Linked DNA regions of Homo sapiens: all the other regions are linked to region 4. Evidence: chromatin contacts called from ENCODE Hi-C or POLR2A ChIA-PET data. All regions are on one chromosome and are shown on one strand. The core of a region is the stretch at or near the end of the contact, and the rest is flanking DNA. Distances in the headings are between cores, read along the strand shown. Region 1 has its middle 29 kb from the start of SGMS1-AS1. Region 2 overlaps SGMS1 (sphingomyelin synthase 1). Region 3 overlaps SGMS1 (sphingomyelin synthase 1). Region 4 holds the start of CSTF2T (cleavage stimulation factor subunit 2 tau variant).

Region 1 (2,796 bases), core at 132-2,631, 1.0 Mb after region 4:
GGTATCTTGTCTTTCATGCGTATGCTCTGTGAAATTTTGGCTTCTGGTTCTTCACCCCCATGGAACAGGTTCTGCTTTCCTTTCACTGTGTTCTCCTCAACTACTCCCTGTGCTGCTCAGCACTGTCTGTGCACCTTCTTCTGGGGCTGCTTGTCGCAAGAGGGGTTAATCCTTCTAGTGTTTGGAATTGGGGTTTGGAATCACTTCCAGATTGAGAGTGAGATGAAAAATAAAATATGTTGTGTACTAGGCAGAGGAAGTAATGGTACTTCCTGGAGGTGAGATGACATAAGGGTAGGGAACACTGGGATGCACTGCCCAGATGTCTCTTCAGGAAAGACTTATTCTCCTTTAGGAAAGACCAAGTCTCCTGAGGACTTACTTTCCTTGCTGCTAGATGATAGCTCTCTGGGTCACTTCCGTTGGGGCATTGCCTTAGTTGCAGATAGACTCTTTGCCTGAGGTCACAGCCCCTGCCTTAGTTGCAGATAGACTCTTTGCCTGAGGTCACAGCCCCTGCTGGAGGCCCACAGCCAGTGGCTGATCGACAAGAGGTATGAAGGTTGAGACCTCTCTTGTCCCCAGTCAAGTCACCTTGGAAGGGTTATCTTATTTTTAGAACTCCCTGAAGGATCGCCTGAGGCTTTGAGGCTGTGCTGCAGTTCAACTACTAGCTCTGCTCCATCCTGCTTTCTTTCCATGGGTGTTGACCACATGGGAACACCCTAATAAACCTCCTACACATTGGTCTCCATCTTGGAGTTGGCTCTCCAGGGAGTTCAATGCTGTGTTATGGTGTTACACACCATCACTGATTTTTTTTCAACCATCTCCCAGCAATCTTGGCATGTTCTTTTATTCAAATTGTTCTCCCAACATTTTCCCCCATGAGAGCCACAAAAAAATGGAGGATCTGGGCAGATAATTAAGGAAGGCACTCAGGCATTAGGTTAAACAGGCAAAGTTCACTAAGGGAACTGAGGGTTGAGTATGGGAAGTGCGTTCAGTAAGAATCTGCTAGAACCAGGGTAAAGGCAAGGGCTGAATCAGCAATAGATTAGCATTGAGTGTGGAGCTTGTTACACATCTTCTGGCTAAGAACAGGTTTAGCCTCAGAGTCTGCGGAGCCAGAAAGGAGAAAGAGGAAAGAGGAAAAGGTCGGAGGAGGGAAATTTGGAGCTTAGAGGTCAACAGGTTAGAAATAGAGACAGGAAACTAGGCAAGTGATAACACACACACACACACACACACACACACACACACACACACTGTATTTGGGAAAAGAACTGAGCTTAAGGAGGACTACACCCTTGAAATAGCTTCCCCTTTCAAGGTTCTTCTCTGCAAAATTAAAGACGACCTTTTTTATTAAAAACCTCCTGACAGAGATTCCTCACATTCATTCTCCTAACATACATTATACACGGGGAACAAAGCTGCAGGAAACATAATGGAAACAAGAAATATAAATAGCTAATCTATATTTATGAGCACAGGAAGGAAGTGTCAGCCAGTGTCAGGAAACAAGAAGGGGGATGTTAGGGTCCAGAAAAGGAGCAGGTAGAGGAGGCTGCTGACTTTGCTTAGTTCCATCAGGGTTGGAGAATTTGCATTTTGAGTGGGTCCAGCAGATGGTGCTGCTCCAGTAGAGAGCAGGAAAATCGTTTTGTATGTTTACAATTCTGAACGAATATGATTTGTAAAATTCCAACCCTATCTCCTCAGACATTAATATATGTACAGACACTAGTGTTTACAGCAAATCCTAATCTTGGTTTCATCAACTATCTGGGTCATTCTTATTTCGTATAGTAGCAATGCTATTGACAAGTTTCATGATCTTCTCTTGCCAGTTCCTCCCAGGATGATGGGATTTGGAGTCAATCCTGCAGTAATTGCTGGCACTATCACCTGCTGTCTTGTGTGCTTGCGTGATAGTGCATCTGAAAAACATCTTCAGAAATGCACTGTTAATGCTTTGTCTGTTTCTATAAATATACTAAGGTTTAAGTATATACCTAATTGTATATAAGAGCCATAGTAATATGAATAATATTACACAGGCAGGAAATAAGTCAATAAGTCATTAAAAGGTCATTGTCTTAGTGTGCTAGGGCTGCCATAACAAAATACTATAGATGGAGTAACGTAAACAATAGACATTTATTTTTTTTCATGGTTCTTGAAGCTGGAAAGTCCAAGAGCAAGGTCTGGCAGCAGTGTCAGGTGAGGACTCTTTCCCTGGCTTGCAGATGGCTGCCTTCTCACTGTGTTCTCAAAGGGTGGGAAGAGATCTCTCTCTCTCTCTCTATCCCCTTCTCTTTCTGTCTTCCTCTTTCTCCCCTATCCTGCCTCGCTCTCTGACACTTCTTACAAGATTACCAATCCTATCAAATTAGAGCCTTACTCTTATGACTTATTTAAATCTTAATGGCCTCTTAAAGGCCCTATCTCCAAATGCAGTCACCTTGGGAATTAGGGTTTCAACACATGAATTTTAACAGGACACAATTCAGTCCATTGAAATTGCTAAATATAAAAGGACTAAAAACGTAGCTGTGCCGGTAGTGGTAAAATGTGGGAACCAACACATATTTTCATCAGACGCAATACTCATTATCCTTGACTCTAATCCTAAATTGTGAGAAAATAAATTTCTGTTTATTTTTAGAAATGACTGAGAATTTCCAGCCACCAGGTAGTTTCCAAAATGTTTCTTTTTCCTTTTTTGTTTGCTTCCAATTTTTTAAAAATTTCATACCTACAGAGAAGTTGAAAGAATAAACATCCATATGT
Region 2 (2,700 bases), core at 83-2,582, 1.2 Mb after region 4:
AGGTTAGAAACCACCTTATTGCATGACATTGACCCCCTTGATAGCAGTCTGTTGGTATATGTCTAGTGGCTGGCATATAGTGGATGCTTATTCATATTTGTTGAGTGAAAGAATGAGAGTAGTGGTAATTGTGAGTATTTTAAGTGCTGCTAAATACTCTGAGAGTTGGCATATCTAGCATGAGGTGTGGCACAGATGCCACCATTTTTTTTTACCTGCCAGACGAGCCAGTCTATTTATTACTAATTTATCACCACATCCTTCCCCTGGGCTGGCTTTCTTAGTACTCTACTGGTCTGTGTGAATTGGCATGTGGCATGAAACCTATTTGACATTTCTAATCTAGCAGAAAATGTCATCACCTTCTGGATGTTTAGGTCCTTGTATTGACCTTTAAACATGTTGCATAAACTTTTCATGCCTTAATTTTCATGCCAGTCTAATACAGGTCATCAGATTGTAAGATAAGATAATTCTTTCATGAAGATTAAGTAAGAAATACTGAAAAATTAGTAGAGCATATTCAAATATAAGGTTGTATAATTACATTCAGTATGCTTTGACATAAATAATCATTTTCTGTTTAGCCACTCTCTTATGCAGACTAAAATGTAAATTTTATATACACATAAATTAAACTTTCAGTTGCATAGGCTTATCATGTCTATATATGAGCCTTACAGCAGGGACTCTAATTTTCTTTCATAATTAAGTTGATTTCTTGTTTCCATTGGACTTTTACTTAATGTTTATTTTGCTAGTGAAAGATCCATTTCAAGGAGATAGAATATAAAACATCAAGAAGAAGATGCTCATTTTAAATTCAGTTTACTATCATTCTGTGGCAGTGTTTCACAAAGCATACCCATGGATCACCTGTATCAGAAACATGTGGGGATGGTTAATTTGCAGGTTCATGCCCCCACAACTTACTGAATCAGAATTTGAGAGGCCCAGAAAACTGCATTTTAAAGTGATCACTTTGTACTTTAAATAAGCTCCATAAGTTTGAGAATCAGGTCCCATATAATACTTAGTGTATACTGTGTCATTAATAAATTTCGAACAGGATCCATAAAAGATGGCTCATTCACCGACCTTTTCAGTCTCACCTGAGCATATAGATGTTATCAGAAAACATATCAATGCCAACACTATACAATAAAAGGTGATGATATTGATTGTGACTAAGGTTGAAAACAGTCTATGACCTTATTCAACTGGAGCACAGAGGATCAACAAGGGGCATTGTTCCTAGATGGCTAAAACACACTGGCCTTCCGGGAACAATGGCCCTTTGACCACAGCTGACACAGGCGGGAAGGAACTAGACAGGGGTCAGATCTCCTCAGTCCAGCAGTGAATGGGTGGGGCCTATGGTTGAGTCCTCTGGAGAAGCCCGGCAGGGGAAGGCCAGCAGTGCCCTTCATGCTCACCAGGGCTGTCACTGTTCTGCCCTCCCTGGATGCCCACATGGCAAGAACGCTTGCCCTGAGCAGGAGGACAGGAACAATACCTGTGTTTTAAAAGTTGGCATTGCCAAGTGTGTAGGATGTGCTGCTCACCGAGTTCGGTGGTTTCCTTGTATTAGTTCATGTAATCAGCTTAAGTAGGGGAAATCCAGGGTGTTGATGAGAAGGCATTTCATGGCAGACTTTAACCCTGGACTGGATTCTGGGGAAGGTTACAAGTCTCCATCTCCTGTTCTTATCAAAACTTGCTCTACTCTTTTGGATCGCCTTTGACCACTTAATGATACTTACAGCTTTTATCTCACAGTTCCACCTCCAGATCAGTATTGTTTTCTGTCATTTCCTGAATGTGAATTCCATCCCACTAAGTAGACACAGAAGTTGTCAGTGGGGAATGGTGTCATCCCTCTCCTCTGGTGTTTTGAAATGTGTGGGAACATTTTCAGTGGTCATGATGATGAGGGGTGTGTATATCAGGATTTAATGTCCTGAGGGTGTGGGATGCTAAATACCTTTCAGTAGTTGGGAGTGGGAGGGTCCCACTTAATGAAGGATTGTCCTGTCCAGAATGCTGAAGGCACCCCTGATAAGCTATCTCTTTTTTTTTTTTTTTTTTTTGAGATGGAGTCTCACTCAGTAGCCCAGGCTGTAGTACAGTGGCATGATCTTGGCTCACTGCAAGCTCCGCCTCCCGGGTTCATGCCATTGTCCTGCCTCAGCCTCCTGAGTAGCTGGGACTACAGGCACCCACCACCACGCCCGGCTAATTTTTTTGTATTTTTAGTAGAGACGGGGTTTCACCATGTTAGCCATGATGGTCTCGATCTCCTGAGCTCATGATCTGCCTGCCTCGGCCTCCCAAAGTGCTGGGATTACAGGTGTGAGCCCACCCACCCACCCCTGATAAGCTCTTTGGTTTTATCTGCATCTTATCCAGCACCTTATTATTATTTGTTTAATCTCTGTATTTCCAGAGCAGGATCTCACTCTGTTGCCCAGGCTGGAGTGCCGTGGCATAATCATAGCTCACTGTAACTTTGAATAGCTGGGCTCAAGCAAGCCTCCTGCCCCAGCCTCCTGAGTAGCAGTGCCTTCTTGAGAACTGACCAAACATTTAATATGTAATGGGATTCATATGGCTTAATAGATGCAGTTTGAGCTTAGTTACTTGTAGGGTAAATAAGCAAATGGTTGAAGCCATCTTCTTGGATGGCTTTTGTGCTCTCAC
Region 3 (2,700 bases), core at 81-2,580, 1.3 Mb after region 4:
CCTGCACATGGTCAGCATTTAAATTAAGCTTGGAATAACCCTTAGGATATGCAGATATTTTTGGTCCTAGTGGTTTCCTTGGGCTCCATTTCTCACTCACGTATTTTTTTCTGTGGGCATATTTTGAAGTAAATATGAACAAATTTGGTGAATATGATTAAAATTGAGTTCTTTGTCTACATCTTCTCCATATCCCTCTTCATGTATGCTACTTTTATGTACATCAGAGGCTATTAATGTTTGCTAATTATCTGACAGTTACATATGGTTGATTTTGGTTTCACTGTGATAACAATAATGTTAGTAAGTGGGGTAGCTTAGTGGAAAGATCATATATTTTTGAGTCAGACAATCCTAGGCCTCACTCTTGCTCTTGTGCTTTTTAGTAGTTACTCAACCTCTCAGAACCTTAGTCAACTCATCTGTATATTGGATTTGATACTATCTCTCATAAAATTAAAGTTTGTGGAAAGTACTTTGTGCTATGACTGGCACAGTATAGTTACTGGCACAATAAATCATATTTACTTTTCTTCCTTATATTTGTGTCATGATTTATAATCTATAGGCCTTTATTCTATCTCAAAAGATTGGCCAGCTCAAGTTCCTTACCTATTGCCAAGCTGTGGTGATTAACATTATAGGTAGTATCTGCAGGTAGATGTTAACAAGCTGGCAATGTCAGAAGGAGGGGTTGTCATGTTTGCAGGTTTCCATTGTGTAAGTACCACTGCTGTGGCTGGCTCATTTTAAACTACCAGCAAAAGTCACTGAAAGCGAGGCTGGGAAGTCTTATGTAGTAGCACAGCATTATATAGTTTCTACCAACCAGATACAGTAGTTACAAATCACCTCAAGAGCATGCTTAACAGTAAAATAATAGGAAGTGATGAGATTTGAGTATTTATTACCTTTGTTTTTAGTATGATTTATTTTAATTTTGTTTATATAATTTAACTTTTAATAATGACTGTGTTTAACAACCAGCTTGCTAAAAATTTTGAGAATTTAACAATTGGTTCTAGTGGCCTGGTATAAGTTGGCTCTAATACACCACTAATTGTAGGTTTCCTGTTGTGAAGACATTTCTAAGCCACAATTCTTTAATTATCTGCCTCAGCCGTGGTGGTAAGAGTTTCATTTGATGAATAAAAACAAGGTTTGGTTTTGAGTCAGTGCTTGCTGTAACTCAAGTTGTCATGCTCATATTGTTTCTGGAATTGAAAATAGATGCCAAAACCAATTTAGAATTTAGAACAGTTTCTTGAGTTGTTGACTCAGCTTCATAACTGACCCCTGGCATCGCTTGCCTATTCTGGCTGTTAAACTGATCTCCAAGTGCTAGTATTGGCGATCAGTCATTCTGCTCACTGCCTATTGAACTTCCTTCTCTCCCTTCCCCATATTCCTTCAAATCTTAAATTCCTTCAGGTAGTGGTGCTACAGAGACAAGTAGTCAGGATTCCTCCCAACTAAGCATTCCATGCAGCTTTGCTTTTGATTCAAAATTAAGTTTTAATGGAAACCCAATTGCCTCTAGGGAGAGAGTAAAAACAAAACAAAACCTGGGCAGTTTAAGGTTCATCTTGGCTTGATTAAAATCTTAGGGAGTGAAATGGAGGAAAAAAACGAAACCAGATCAGACATCTCAATGTTTCTTCTAGAAGCAACTTCTTCAGTTTTCTAACTTGCCCTTTAGAAGGAAGCAATCGAACCCTGAAATTGCTAAGTAACAGCTAAGATTGTGTTTGTTGTTTTTACTTTAAATCTCACCCACCTAGTTCTCAAAACACATTTTTTATTGAACCTTACAAAAATGCCTTGGATATTTCAAAACATTTGCTTGTGTCAGTTCTTTGAATCAGACTTACATAATTGTAAAACATTCATTTCCCCGATTTCCTCTTAAAACAAAAGGTATTTATAGTTCCCGCTGAGTCAGGGATGGACTTGGATTACTGCAAAAGTAATCTGTGTTCATTTCAAGAGGAAGCTCGTGGTTAAAATCTGAGAGACTTGCCTTTGGATTATGAAATAATTACCTTTGGCTTAATTTAAATAAGTGTGTCTTTGTACTTTGAAAGCAAACATGGAAATAATAATTTAATACAGAAATTTTATTATAGATATAACATTCTGACTTATATTATCATCTCTCTTAACAGAATGGGCCTTATGTGGTTTCCAAACATCCCTTGTATAGAAGATTTCTTCATTAGAGAGATGCTATGTGTATAGTCTTTAGATGCGCAAATTTTATAGCGTTGCATTATGTTCATATCAACAAACTCATGTTTGTTGATATAAACAAAAATATGTTTACTAGATACTTGGGACTCGTTGCTTTTGACGATACATTTCAGTACAAATAAGACAGACTTATTGCACTTTAGGAATTGATAATCAAACCTGAAAAGAGAAAACTATAATTTCAAACTGAATGTGGTAGGTATTATAAAAGACATATAAAATACTCAGAAAACAGAAGAGAAAGAGAAATTACCTGGGTGGCAAGAGGAGTGGGCTAGATCAGGGATGAGATTCAGGAGCAGATGATATGTGGATTAGATATTTAATGATTAATGCCTTTTTATTAAAGTACCTTTTATGAAACTATAAAAGTTAACATTGCTAATTGGATAGAACTTTAGAATGCAAAAACTATTTTGCATTTGCAAAACTATTTTGCATGGCAGTGAA
Region 4 (2,700 bases), core at 103-2,602:
AATACTTTCTTTTTATTTGTTTTTATTTTTTGTCTTAGTGTTCTTCAAAATGATTTTTATTTAGAACACAATTTATTATTGCAAAAGTAGATTCTATATCCAAGTTGTTCTAAATACTAAAAAAGTTTTCCAATAGCTTACTGAACATTAGTTTTTATATTTAAATAAAAAATGAGATTTAAAATTCATTTCTTCAATCACACTAGCTTCATTTCATATATTCAATACACGTAAGGCAGTGTAGAATTGGAGCTATGCGAGACCAAGCTGGGTTAGAATCCTGACTTGGCCTCTTTCCAGCTGCTTGTCCTTGGGAATTTACCTAGCCCTCTCCAAGCTTCAGTTCTAGCTTCGAATTGCAGGCGGGGAAACACCACACTGAATATGTTTTAACTCCTACCTGCAAAGCTAACAGCAGAAGACAAACACCCGCTATTTGTTTCTCCCTTCATGGAAGTGGTGGACTCACTGCATGATATAATAAAAATCAGAACCAATCAACGTAGGGATAGTTAAGTAAATTTCTTTATTCCATACTCTGAAGCCATAAAATACTAATAACTAATTAATCACTAATTTATTTAATCACCAATTAATATTGAAATCGGTTGTTATTAAGGAAGAAAACCGTAATATTAGGAATAGCACGACGGCTGCCCGTGTGCTCAGGAAAAACCTAGAAGGGTCTGCCACCCATCCATTAACAGCGGTTATAGGAAGCAACAGAATGGGGGCAGGGCCCAGCCGGCACACGCTTCAGTTTATATTTCTTGTCAGTTAATTTCCAAAAACGTTGTTCTAAAAAGGAGATATAATACTGTTTTAGTTTAAGGGGCAAATCTCAAATGTGCTGAAACGACTACGCTTTTCCCTCAGTCTGGAATGTGATTTTAAATCTAGCTTAACTATACTATAATAAAAGGCCACATGAAAATACTTTGTCAGAACGAAAAACACGCCGCCTTAAATCCGCTTTCGGTTGGCGGTTTCCCGCCAGCGGAACGGAAGCAAAACCGCCTTTGACGTCAAGGGAAGAGTCCCCTCCCAGTTACTACGGTGAAGTCTATGCGGCCATCTTTACTGTGGTCATCTCGTACCAAGCGTGTCGTAGTGGGGCTGTTGGGGCCCCACAGAAAGTCAGCGGAACGTGAAATGGGAAAGGAATCATGCGACTCTGTAATAAGAAGCTGACAGAACCATGAAGGATCAGGGACTGAAAGCATTAGATAAGTTGTTAGTGGGATGCAGGTTCCACAGGCAAGCGGAACGATTCAAGCGAATTAGTAAAGTTTCTGCCCGGATCTTGAAAGCCGCTTCCGTTGCTCAGCGGAAGTGTCGGTCGCAAGAGGACAGACGCCTCGAAGAATCCGCTATCGGCTGTCTGCACAACCGGAATCATGTCGAGTTTGGCGGTGAGAGACCCGGCAATGGATCGATCACTGCGTTCCGTGTTCGTGGGGAACATTCCATATGAGGCAACTGAGGAGCAGTTAAAGGACATTTTCTCGGAGGTTGGTTCTGTTGTCAGTTTCCGGCTGGTATACGATAGAGAGACGGGAAAACCCAAGGGCTATGGCTTCTGCGAATACCAAGACCAGGAGACCGCGCTTAGTGCCATGCGGAACCTCAATGGGCGGGAGTTCAGTGGGAGAGCGCTTCGGGTGGACAATGCTGCCAGTGAAAAGAATAAGGAGGAGTTAAAGAGCCTTGGGCCTGCAGCGCCCATTATTGACTCACCCTATGGGGATCCCATCGATCCAGAAGATGCCCCTGAATCGATTACCAGAGCAGTAGCCAGTCTCCCCCCGGAGCAGATGTTTGAGCTGATGAAGCAGATGAAGCTCTGTGTCCAAAACAGCCACCAGGAAGCTCGAAACATGTTACTTCAAAATCCACAACTGGCTTATGCACTGTTGCAGGCACAAGTAGTGATGAGAATCATGGATCCAGAGATTGCTCTGAAAATTCTGCATCGGAAGATACATGTCACACCACTGATCCCAGGCAAATCTCAGTCTGTGTCTGTCTCTGGCCCTGGCCCTGGCCCTGGCCCTGGGCTCTGCCCAGGACCTAATGTTCTGCTGAACCAGCAGAATCCTCCAGCTCCTCAGCCTCAGCATTTGGCTAGAAGACCTGTGAAGGACATTCCTCCTCTGATGCAGACTCCTATCCAGGGTGGAATTCCAGCTCCAGGGCCAATACCAGCTGCAGTTCCCGGAGCTGGTCCTGGTTCCTTAACTCCTGGAGGAGCAATGCAGCCCCAACTTGGAATGCCAGGGGTTGGCCCAGTGCCTTTAGAGCGGGGACAAGTGCAGATGTCAGATCCTAGAGCTCCTATACCTCGCGGACCCGTGACTCCTGGTGGTCTGCCTCCTCGAGGACTGTTAGGAGATGCTCCAAATGACCCACGTGGAGGGACTTTGCTTTCAGTCACTGGAGAAGTGGAGCCCAGAGGTTATCTGGGTCCACCCCATCAGGGTCCCCCCATGCATCATGCCTCTGGTCATGACACTCGTGGCCCTTCCTCACATGAGATGAGGGGAGGGCCATTAGGAGATCCCAGACTGCTAATTGGAGAGCCCAGAGGCCCCATGATAGATCAAAGGGGTCTACCTATGGATGGTAGAGGTGGTAGAGATTCTCGAGCGATGGAGACTCGTGCCATGGAAACTGAGGTCTTAGAGACACGTGTAATGGAGA

The links. A loop is a pair of places that touch in the nucleus more often than their neighbours do. ChIA-PET counts read pairs that join two places held with the same protein, here RNA polymerase II (POLR2A). Pooled maps may share reads with other maps.
Region 1: a loop to region 4 is called in a map of GM12878, with 3 times the contacts of the local background. The contact joins the enhancer-like site here to the promoter of CSTF2T in region 4. A Hi-C loop is called at or near these places in 1 of 168 maps with a recorded cell type or tissue (GM12878). POLR2A ChIA-PET finds 5 or more read pairs at or near these places in 1 of 52 experiments (naive thymus-derived CD8-positive, alpha-beta T cell).
Region 2: a pooled map shows a loop between it and region 4 (7-fold over the local background). The contact joins the enhancer-like site here to the promoter of CSTF2T in region 4. A Hi-C loop is called at or near these places in 7 of 50 pooled maps.
Region 3: a loop to region 4 is called in a pooled map, with 2.9 times the contacts of the local background. The contact joins the enhancer-like site here to the promoter of CSTF2T in region 4. A Hi-C loop is called at or near these places in 4 of 50 pooled maps.

What each region holds. Positions count from the first base shown.
Region 1 is chr10:50,652,201-50,654,996 of GRCh38, reverse strand. No RefSeq gene overlaps it. Among named protein-coding and RNA genes, the nearest start is that of SGMS1-AS1, 29 kb to the right of the region's middle. Within about 2 kb of position 1,381, at least 2 of the 41 ENCODE cell types and tissues checked have a DNase peak (open chromatin) inside an H3K27ac peak, as active enhancers do.
Region 2 is chr10:50,537,848-50,540,547 of GRCh38, reverse strand. All of the region lies in intron 2 of SGMS1 (sphingomyelin synthase 1), which reads left to right. Among named protein-coding and RNA genes, the nearest start is that of SGMS1, 85 kb to the left of the region's middle. RefSeq lists an enhancer at 1,503-1,712 and a silencer at 1,705-1,999. Within about 2 kb of position 1,332, at least 5 of the 41 ENCODE cell types and tissues checked have a DNase peak (open chromatin) inside an H3K27ac peak, as active enhancers do.
Region 3 is chr10:50,430,506-50,433,205 of GRCh38, reverse strand. All of the region lies in intron 6 of SGMS1 (sphingomyelin synthase 1), which reads left to right. Among named protein-coding and RNA genes, the nearest start is that of ASAH2, 180 kb to the right of the region's middle. RefSeq lists an enhancer at 1,140-1,359. Within about 2 kb of position 1,330, at least 7 of the 41 ENCODE cell types and tissues checked have a DNase peak (open chromatin) inside an H3K27ac peak, as active enhancers do.
Region 4 is chr10:51,698,247-51,700,946 of GRCh38, reverse strand. CSTF2T (cleavage stimulation factor subunit 2 tau variant) reads left to right here and starts at 1,352. Exons shown (of 1, transcript NM_015235.3): 1 at 1,352-2,700. The coding sequence starts at 1,398. The region is part of intron 3 of PRKG1 (protein kinase cGMP-dependent 1); the gene reads right to left. RefSeq lists a silencer at 224-518 and enhancers at 272-960, 1,085-1,664.